Linked DNA regions of Homo sapiens: region 2 is linked to region 1. A link is a contact called in ENCODE Hi-C data. All regions are on one chromosome and are shown on one strand. Each heading gives the region's core, a stretch centred on a gene start or an enhancer-like site at or near the end of the contact. The rest is flanking DNA. Distances are from core to core; before and after follow the strand shown.

Region 1 (5,429 bases), core at 1,861-4,360:
TGTTGCAACCTAAGGCCAGATCCTTTTGTTGGGTCCTCAGAGGTAATGGAGAACAGCTAGCCACCATCTTCCAAATGAGAGCCCTTCATCAACTCAGATTGCTAGCAGGAGACCTTTAGCCTTTTTCCCCATAATGAGCATTCTCCCTCTCCCTGTGGTGTCCAATTGCCAAGCCTTTAATCATTTGTTCTCACTTTTTTCACTTTCTTGTATACCTACTAATGTATGGGCACTTACAATGAAGTATCAATGAAAGTGAAACGTTGCTTTTATATTTCTCTTGGTGGAGAAAAACAAAGCTATTCCTTCCTGTATCACCTCCTCCCCAGTACCCACAGAAAAAGACACAAATCCTTTTGTTTCCACTTGAGCTTGTTGTGCAACTTCTGAGTTAAGGAAAGCACTGCCTTTCCCAGGGTAAGAGGGTACAGGCAAAACAGTAAGCAAATTAAAGACTAGAACATGAAGTGGTAAGAAAGGGAGTCAGTGACTTAACAGCTGCTGAGGGAAACATGCCTGCAAGACTGCTGGTTTAGGACTGGTCTGTGAAGAGCAGCTTTCTTGGCACTGGTGTTGGCAAAGGAACGTGAACAGGCCTTTCTCCTCACGCCCCCAGACAGTGTGCATTGTCTTCCTGCCAATCCTGTTACAAATACATCTTACTCAGAGTTGAGACTTCCCTAGGAAATGAATGAGATATGCAGGCATATGTTTCCAGTGGGTAAATAGAGTCCTGCTCCAGAGAAACGTGTTGGACCGATGTGACTCCTTATATCAAGTTGGGTATATAAGCAGCCTGACCATGCTAGATCTTTCTGTTTCAGACAAAGCTTCAAAAAAAAAAAAAAATACTGCTACTCCCCAAACATTTCTCTCCTCATGTTCTGCTACCTGTCTCCCTCAGGGGTTTCTTCTCCTCTGGCTATCTCCATTATGAGAAGTGCTCTGAGTTCTCCTGTGCCTGAAATCATCTCATGATGTACTCACTCATCTTGGTGACTCTAAGAAGATCTCTCTTTTGACTTGTGTCTTTTATTTCAAATTCCTCAGATTTCATGTTTGCTGAACTTCTTTCTGGGCCTTCTTCTTCCTTCCCTCCTTTTTTAGTTTGGGGTAGAAAGACCAGCAAAACTGTGTTGGGTGAGTTTATGTGTTTATTTGCATCTCTCCATCCAGAGGTGGGAATGCTCACAAGCAGGTAAGGCATTAAAAGGCAGGAAGCCAGAGACTAAGTGGAGAGAAAGGACTAACTGAGCAATTGATAACTTTGAAATGATCAACTCTAAATAAATATATTTGACCATGCAGAGACAAAGAGAGCTCATAAAAAGAACCTCCACATCAGGCCCTGGGCTATTTCCTTTCTCCAGAGTTTGAGACTGGAAAGGTAGGAACTGGAATAACCTCCCCAAATTTCATATGAGCTTCTCTCTCCTTCCCTCTCCCCAAGATGCTGCTCCTTGAGCTCCCCATCTATCCTATGATTTTAAAAGTGAGGTACCAATGAGAGATCTTCATCTCAGTTCTTATTCTGGCTAGACAGGTGCCATCATCTTCAGTGATAAGCTGGTTGGCTACGAGTTCTATCTCACACTCTCAGCTGGTTAGAAACTACCCCTATCAAGATCCCTGGCAAGACATTGTTAAGCCCTAAACCCCAGCCCTGTTATTGTTGCCCATTAGTCTCTCCACTCCATTGTATAAGCTGGGAATAAAATGTCACCACAGCTGACCACTTCTATTGAGTGAATCTGGCCCATATGGGAAGAAGATGGGCTGATTGCTTTTCCAATCACTTCAGAGAAGTTGAGAGGCAGCATGGTATATCAAGAATGTTTGTCTCAACAGAATCACTTTCAATGCTTGTTCAGAATCACTTTCAATGCTTGTTCAAAATGCAGACTATGTCACCCCCTCCTTGATTCACTGAATTCGAATTTATGGGAATTCATATTGTTAAAAATCCTCAATTTATTCTAATGGGAACTAATGATTGAGGAATACTGTTTTAGTGGAAAAGTCACAATTTTGGAATCAGATCAGAGACAGAGTCCTGAGGTCTGCCCCTTACAGGCTATATGCACATAAAAAGATCACTTAAAACCTCTGAGTTTTGGTTTCATTTATAAAATGGAAATGATTAAGCATAAAATTCAAGTGAAACATCTGCACTATACCTAACACCAGAGTAGGTATCAATTCTCTCCCTTTCTACCAGAAAAGACCCTATTCTCTCATAAGTAATGGAAAAGACTTGAAACCACCTAAGATTTAGAACATCTCTCCTTTCCCCTTTCTCTCCCCACAACCACTCCATGGGTGATTTTTCCTCACCCCTAGGCTTCATTCTATTTTCAGTTCCCCACCACAAAATGAAACCACTTGGCCAAGTGTTCTTTGCAAGAATGGATTTATAGTTTAAGTATTTCAGGTTCTTCTGGAAATTGTCATGCCTTGGCACATAGTAGGAACTCATAAATATTTACCAAATGGATGCATTCTTTTATTTCCAGCCTGAGAGGCCTCAATATTTGCATTTCAGTTTAACTTCATTACCCCATTTCCGTCGCATAACCCCTTAGATTTAGGCAAATCCAGGAGATCAACCTACCACATTAGCAAACCGGATCCATTTTTACTTGTATAGACAGGTCATAACAAAATCACTCTCTCCACTCCCAGAAACAGGCACTTCATCTCCTCAGGTTACCAACTCCCCTGGGGAAACCAACTAGCACTTAACCCTTAGGTCCTCAAATCTTGTCAATATGAAATAGGAATCCAGCCCTGATTCATCTTAGCCTCTGTGCAAACAACGGACTATGAAGAAATAAAAAAGCACCAGGCTGCCCTCGGGTAGAAAACGGCTTCTCTGAGCTTTGAGATGAAAGGACAGGAAACCTGAGAAAGGAAGGGGAGAAGGGGGGGCTGAGCAAGGGGAGAGCAAAGCAGTTTCTTATCCAGCTGTTTGAATTGCATTTGGCCCAAGTTGCATATTTACCTTCTGACCACGAAGGCTGACTGACTTGTTCCCTCTCTTCAGGCTCAGATCTCAGAAACAACTTCTCCTTACAGCTTGTTAGACAAGGATGGGAATACTAGCTGCCCTTTGCAGTGATGCCTGAAAACCTTGCTTTACCTTTGGGAGAAAGGGGCGGAGTCCAACCTAATGGGGATTAACTCCAAACACGCTGGAGGCTTCAAACCCAGCCTCAGACATACAGGCACTTGAAATAGAAAGTAGCTTAGTGGGCACAGAGTCCCCAAACCTCCAACCTCACAGCGGACAAAGCAGCTCTGTGTGTGTGTGTGTGTGTGTGCGCGCGCGCGCGCGCGCGCGCGTGTGTGTGTATGTGTGTCCGCGCGAGCGCGCGCGCATGCGCGCAGGCATGCCCGCGCTTGAACTGCGTTATCTTACTTCCTCACTTGCTGCCCAAAAGCCTGCTGAGGAACAGAGATTTTCTCTAATTTTCCTCCAATGCCCTAGATAATCTCTACCATGGTAGGTAGCAGACCCATGTGGCTAGAAGTGACTGAGAGAACACATGCCTAAATAGAATAAGACAGAACAACCTCTTCTCCCCAAACTGATTTCCATTGCCTGATGGGGAAGATGCTCCAGCAGAGCAATCTTTGGCTCCAAGATGTAATGAGCTTACATTTCAGAATTTGTGGAAATCATACATTGAAAGGAATAACTAATATATTTTTATAGTAATAATACAATCAAAAGTCAGTGTTTAATTTATCCCAGTGCACTAATAACTGCTACTCTGCTTGGGAAAAGAGCTGAGTGGTCTGGAGATGAATGGAGCTTTGCCTGATGTTCTACTCCAACCCGATGTCATATTTCCCACCTGTGAATGTCCCTGACACTTCATATTTGGGGAAACTTATTATCTTCTACCTAGTATCATTATTATTATTATTATTTTCGTACATGTCTCTTTTCCCCTCCTAGATGGCCTGTGAATGGGGAACTTTGCTGAACAAATCCAAATGATTTAGAAGGAAGAATGGTTACATTAACAGAGCACACTGGACTGATCCAAAGTATCCATGCTTCTCTGATGGCCCAGTTCCCTCACCAGAATGCTACAAAGGTGATTAGGCCTATTTTCTAGCATGTTGTGGCAATAATTCAAAATATGACCGTAAATTAACATATTAATTGTACCGTGATTATTTAATGAACTTACAAAGTTTCTCCTGCCTTCTGTGTATACCACCTGTGTCCTGCCTTTTATCAGTGATATGATCCTATATTCATGCATGTATTTGTCTATCTAGCAACTTTCCATCAGCAATTTTTACCGTTTTGTTCTACAACACAGTGATAAATCCATTCCCATCTGTAATCATGGCTTACTGAGGCCATCATGTTTCTGGGGGAAGCACAGATGACTCCTTAGGTGGAATGTTAGACTTTTGGCAGTGTAAGCCCCCCAACTAAGTTTTATAACCTCCCAGCTGTCATTCCCTTAAGAACCATTGCTTCAGACATAGGATTATGTAAAAAGAAATGTTAGGCCCTCCTTCATTAAATATAGGTTAATATTAACTGACACGTAGTAACTGTGTGAGATACGGCTGAAAATGTTGACATATAAAAAATAGATGATCCCCACTCTATGCACAGCAGTAAATATTGCCCTTTGCTTAGTGACTACACCTGTCATTTGGGGAACCTATCATTATTTGAAACTCTAAGAAGAATACCATTTTACTTTCCTCTTTTATCCTCTTTTCTCTATAGACACTTAAGTGTATAATAAATAATAATCTAATTTATTGGACAAAATTTTATTTCCTGTTCTTAACAGTTGAACGCTCTCTCAGAAAAAAATTGCTTGCATCTTGTGGCTCTTGATATGTTTTCAATTAAAAATGCTCTTCAGCCTTGCTTTCGTAAGATTATGTGGAAAGGCTTGAGAAAGGAACACTTCTTGTAATGTATTTAGGGGACAGGATGGTGCTAAAATGGGTATTGGAAAGGAAACTAGGGAATACCTAAATCCTGCCTTCAATCAGTCTGGAATAAGAGATTCTGCAAGGGTAAGATATGGGTAACAGGTGATTCTGATATATACCCCCATCCCCATCCTTCATTTGCCAAACACTGTTGTATACAATAGCATTTCCCAAATGAGATGAACACCCCCACAGCATTTTGCAGTCTAGACAAGGGGTCAGCAAGCCGGAGACTGTGCATGCCAAATCCAGTAGGCTGTCTGTTTTTGTAAAGTTTTATTGGCACACTCCCACTGTTTATTCACTTATGTATCATCTATGGCTGCTTTCATGCTACACTTGCAGAGTTGAGTAGTTGTGACAGAGATCTTATGGTCCACAAAGCCTAAAAATATTTACTAAGTGACTCTTTACGGAGAAAAGATGTTGACCCCTGGTTAAACACACATCAGTATATT
Region 2 (5,875 bases), core at 2,326-4,825, 82 kb after region 1:
CGGGATTCATATTAGATTTCTCTCTCTACTTTCCCCCACTACAGTCAATCATTCACCATGTCCTGTGAATGCCACCTCCTAATTGTCTCTGAAATTCATTCCCATTGCTAATACTTGCCCTAGTTCAGGCACTCATTACTACTCATTGAAAGAGAGAGAGGGAGAGAGAGAGAAAAAAAAACTATTGTCAAAACTTGCTTTAAGTCTGACCCCTTTCAATCAATTCTCCAGGCTGCTGAGAGAATGATTTTCTAAAATGCAAAGCTGGCCATGTCCCTCTCCTGCTTAAAACCTTCTATAACTCTCCAGAGGGTCAAGTCCAAATCCCTGTGTGTGCAGGTGAGACTCCTTATGATGCGGTTTCTGCCTACCTGCCCTGCTTCAGCTTTAAACATTTTTCAAATACATTCTGTCCCAGTCATTCTGAGAATCTTGCAGTCCCAACTCCAAACATACCATGCTACTTCTGAATTTCATGCCTTTGCCTGGAATGCCCTTCGTCATAATCCCCCTCCCACACAAATCCTATACTACGTCTTCTCGGAGCTTTGCTAGGTGACAAGCTAGCCAACACCTGATAGACACTCATATTGAGATGTGTGATAATGGCTTCTTTTGGACATATGAAGGAATAATAATAGTAATAGCCAATATTTATATAGTGATTACCGTGTGGCAGGCATTCTTTATTTACTTTCTTATATTAATCCATTTAATCCTCATGACAGCTCTGTGAGATAGATACTGTTATCATCCTCATTTTCTCGATGAGGACACTGTATCATGGTCACACAGCTTGTAAGTGGTAGAGCAGGTACAATTCTAGGCATTCTGGCTCTGGAGTGTGCGTGTTTTTAATCACTGCCCTCTTGCCATCACATTGCCTTAATTGTGTCACTAGTTTCTGGAAGGCAATATGATATAGCAGTTGAGTGTGGGCTCTTCAGACAGAACTTGTTTCAAATCAAATCTTTGCCACTTACCAGCTGTGTGACCTTGAGCAACTGAATTAACCTCTCTGATTCTCAGCTTCCTCCTTCTAAAATGGGGATATTTGTTGTAAAAATTAAATGAGATAAGCAATATATTTAAGTGCTTAAAACAGTACCTGGCACATATTAAGTATTTCACAAATGCTACCATTGTTGGTTGTTACAGTGATTAAGAGCAATGATTCTCTAATGGTGGGGATTTCAGACATCAAGGAGAAGGGACTGTAGCAAAGCGATTAAGAACAGGATTTTGAATCTTAGCTCTGCCTCTTAATAAATGAGTTAATCTCTCTGCATCAAAATTTCTTCATCTGTAAAATGAGGAAAGCAGTATTTCTTTCTTAGCATTATTTTGAGGATGAAATGAGTTAATAGATGTAAGACACATAGAGCAAACCAGGTATTTAGTAAATACAGTAATCTCCCCTTATTAAGCACTTTTGTTTTCCGTGATTTCAGTTATCCATGGTCAACTGCTGCCCAAAAATATTGAATGGAAAATTCCAGAAATAAACAATTCACAAGTTTTAAATTGCCTGCCATTCTGAGTGGCATGATTAAATACCTCACCATCCTGCTTTATCCTGCCCAGGACATGAATCATCCCTTTGTCCATGTAGATGTCAGCCACCTGTTAATCATTTAGTGGCTGTCTCGGTGATCATATCAACTGCCATGGTATTGCAATGTTTAAGTCACCCTTGTTTTTCTTCATAATAATCCCAAACGGCAAGAGTGATGATGCTGGCATATCATTTTAATTGTTCTATGTTATTATTAGTTATTGTTGTTAATCTCTTACTTTGCCTAATTTATAACTTTACCATAGGGATGTATGTATGGGAAGAAAACATAGTATATGTAGGCTACAATACTATCTGTGGTTTCAGGCGTTCACTGGGGTCCTTGGAATGTGTCCCCCTCATATAAGGGGGGACTACTGTACTACATAACTGTTGGTTTATAATAACAAATAGATTTCTTTGAAGCCTTTGCCTCTTTTGCCCATATATGGTTCACCCTAAATGCAACTTTGTTTTGGTAACATCTGTGCCAGACTGCTGCTGCTGCTTTTTTTTTGTTTGTTTAATCATTAGCACCCTTAAAGGCAGAGACTTGACTTTCTCATTATAATCCCATAGCCAGCACAGTCTCTGGTACATGGTTTGATGAATGAATGAATGGGTCTGTATGGAAATATGAATACATAAACAAAAGAATGAAAAATTGGGCTGAAGTTCTGTGGCTGGTATAACATCTACGGATGGGACCAATTTTTTTAAAACAAACAGTAGAATGGAAAGCTCCCTTCTGCCCACTGTGGGGACTTATTAAATATTTAATAAATGTCCCTTAAATAGCAACATTCAGATGGCATATTCCATTTCATTTAACTCGAAATGCTACTTCGTTTTTCTTCATCTGAAAGCAAGCATGACAGATCATTTATTTTGCCTTACATATCAAGCATCTGCCTGAAACAGCTGCTTCTCTTCAAAACCTGGCAGCCTGAGGGTCTGAAACTGATCTAACTAAAGAAAGGTGATGTGGATTTTTGCACTACTCTGTCCACCTCTTCTTTATGGAGACTCTTGAAAACAGAGAAGGCTTTTCAATCCTGACTGTGTATCAGAGTAATGTGGGAAGTTTATTAAATATGCAGATACTCAGATCCCATGCCAGACCAACTTAATCATATCCTCTGGGAATGGAGGCCCAGGAATTTGTATTTTTAGATACTGCCCAAATGAATTTTAAGCAGTGCTTTAAAGAAAGTCAAGGTTGGCCAGCAGATGTCACTGAATCTTTCCTAGCCTATACCACCCACCTGTCCTGTTGTCCTAAACTTTACTCATTTACTTGAAAACGATGACTATAGAAAGTAGTTCTGACTGTATTCTTAGAGGCATCCGTAGCTCAGGTCACATGGACCATAAGAAAGAACAAGTGCTCTGTCATACATAGCATCTGGAAACTAAATGTTTTCCTAGGCAGGTTGGTGAAGCAAGGACAGCAGGCAGTTTTGCCTGTGCAGGAAGCAGCCCCCAAGCCTGTGGTTTTTCGTTCTGTCCCCATGCATTGACCTGTAAGGTGATGTAGTCTGAAGAAGCCCCTGTTCCTCTGCATCCCTGGAAATAAATCTGCTCAATGGAGCACAGAATCAAAAACAGCAATAGCAATAATTTACAAATAAAGAAAAGTATATTTTAATTTTTAAATTGACTTCAATTTCTATTTATACTTCCAGTTCTAGAGAAGCAGGGGGAGAAACGTACCAGAGGAAGGTGCAGAAATAATCCCATCTGCTACAGAAGGCCTCCACAGAACTTGACCACTAAAAAAAGAAACAGACTGTTCCTTGCTTCAGCGACTCAGCTTCTCATGGTTCAACCTAGCCAGCTTTACCACAGAAGGATTCGGCAATTTGCTCAGAAATATGGCTTTAGTTTAAAACACAAATGACCCCCTGCTAAAAAAACAGTTGTGGATTCCACCAGCCCAACACTGAATTTCATCTATCCTTGTCTGGGGATACAGGCGCCAATTGTTCACATACCACACACTACTCCTCCCTGTGTTTAGGGGCTGCAGATCAGGCTGGGGTTTCTGTTCCTCTTGATTTGTAGCCACTTCCTCCATGGCTCCTGTGTGCAAGTCTGCATGTACCTTAAGTGTGATGGGATGTTTCTTAGCTCAGGACTCCGTAACAAATACCATAGACCAGCATACTTGTATCGACTGGATGGCTTAAATAACAAAGATTTATTTTCTCACACTTCTGGAGGCTGGAAAGTCCAAGATCAAAGTCTGTCAGGCAAGGTCAGTCTTCTCACTGTGTCCTCACATGGTCTTTCCTCAGTGCATGCTCATGGGAGGAGAAAGAAACAGAAAAGCAGTGGGAAGAGAAAGAGATAGAGAGTGCTCTCTTCCTCTTCTTAAAAGGCTGCCAACCTTATTGGATTAGGGCCCTACCTTTATGACCTCACTTAACGTTATTACCTCTTAAAAGCCCTATCTACAAATGCAGTCACATTGGGAGTTAGGGCTTCAATATATGGATTTGGGTGGGAGTGGACACAATTCAGTTCATAGCAGGAAGTATCAAGTAGGTTCACTGTGTACCAGTTACCAACTTGTCTGAGTCTGCTGAAATAGAATACCCACACATGCAACGAGTTACATGAAGCAGATTTATTACTTACAGGTAGGCAGCAAGAGACAACAGATGCCTAGAATTCATTATGAACTGGTCCCCCAAGGCTCAGAAAGCTGCCTGGGGTGGATGGAGTCTTGACTGAGTATGCCCCCACTTTCACTGTAGATGAGAGACCCCAGAAAGCAACCCACCCTGGGTTTTACACCTAGAGTCACAGGACTCACTGGGCTAAAGCATCCCTGTTTTTTGGGGTAGGGAGGTGCTGAAACAGTCTGGGCTGCTTCAGCCAGCTCCCCACTTATCTCAGGATGTTGCATTCCCAGCACATTCTAGTCTTTCTGGAGAACTATGAGCAAGAAAAGGGGAAGAAATGATTAGATCTAAAACTATTCAGAAAATAGTCCTGCAGGAAGTCAGTGTAAAAACAATGAAAACGGACACTTAGGCCAGCCTGCAAGCAATTTCTGGAGAGGTCCAACCAAGAAAGAGAAGCACATATCAGACAAGGGAAAGAGTTACCAGCCAACACGCCAGTCAGTCTGCACTCTGCAACCCTCACCTCCCACTTCTACACTCAACCAGTTGCCATCCCCAGTGGATGGATGTGTACCTCTGCCAAGGGGTGTCGCTTTAGCCCACATTTCAACAGGTACCCCAGGAAGTAGATTGATGCTCTCTAGGGCTCAATTATCTTCCTTCCAAAAAGAAGGAGAAGGAGAAGTTGGATGATTTGGGTACCAATTATCAGCATGATAAGTAAGAAAAAATGAGTATTAGCTAGGTATCACAAGAGCAGATAAATGATCATAATTTCATTTGTAGAGTATGGTTTACTTTGACTAAGTATATTCTGGCACATTACATCACTTGGTCCTCAAAGTAAACCAGGAGTTATTATTCTCATTTATCAGATGAGGAAACAGATGCCAAGGAGCTATGACAGTGTCCAAAGTCACAAATCCTGTTACTGTTGAAGTCAATGCTGAAGTCTTAAAGAATGTCAGCAATCATCAACAAAGTAACAGGGCCACACTGGCCCCTTGAGCATCAGAAGTGCTGTATGTACACAGCACCACACAATTTAGCACTGGTTTCCTCCAATTACTTTGTTTGCATTTATTTGGTTTCTATGAACTGGAAGTTTCTCAAAATCAGGGGCCCAGGCTTATGTATTATCGTATTGCCCGTAAGGCTTACTATAGGACTGCACTAAGGTGATGAACTTTTGGCTGGGCACAGTGGCTCACGCCTGTAATCCCAGCACTTTGGGAGGCCGAAGCGGGCGGATCACGAGGTCAGGAGATCGAGACCATCCTGGCTAACACGGTGAAACCCCGTCTCTACTAAAAATACAAAATATTAGCTGGGTGTGGTGGCGGGCGCCTGTAGTCCCAGCTACTCGGGAGGCTGAGGCAGGAGAATGGCGTGAACCTGGAAGGCAGAGCTTGCAGTGAGCCGAGATCGTGCCACTGCACTCCAGCCTGGGCAACAGAGCGAGACTCCGTCTCAAAAAAAAAAAAAAAAAAAGATGATGAACTTTCTGAAAATACTTCTTTCTTTCTTTATTCCTTTTTAGAGACAGGGTCTGGCTATGTTGCCTAGGCTGATCTCGAACTCCCAGACTCAAGTGATCCTTCTGCCTTGGTATCTCAAAGTGTTGGGTTTACAGGGGTGAGCCACCATCGTTGGCCCAATACCTAATGTTGATAATAACACTCTACAATTT

Evidence for each region. A loop is a pair of places that touch in the nucleus more often than their neighbours do. Pooled maps may share reads with other maps.
Region 2: a loop to region 1 is called in a map with no recorded cell type, with 6 times the contacts of the local background. The contact joins the enhancer-like site here to the promoter of LHFPL1 in region 1. A Hi-C loop is called at or near these places in 16 of 37 single-sample maps with no recorded cell type and 6 of 50 pooled maps.

Annotation. Positions count from the first base shown.
Region 1 is chrX:112,676,828-112,682,256 of GRCh38, forward strand. It overlaps LHFPL1 (LHFPL tetraspan subfamily member 1), which reads right to left and starts at 3,111. Exons shown (of 4, transcript NM_178175.4): 1 at 3,002-3,111.
Region 2 is chrX:112,758,101-112,763,975 of GRCh38, forward strand. No RefSeq gene overlaps it. Among named protein-coding and RNA genes, the nearest start is that of MIR4329, 20 kb to the right of the region's middle. Within about 2 kb of position 3,576, at least 3 of the 41 ENCODE cell types and tissues checked have a DNase peak (open chromatin) inside an H3K27ac peak, as active enhancers do.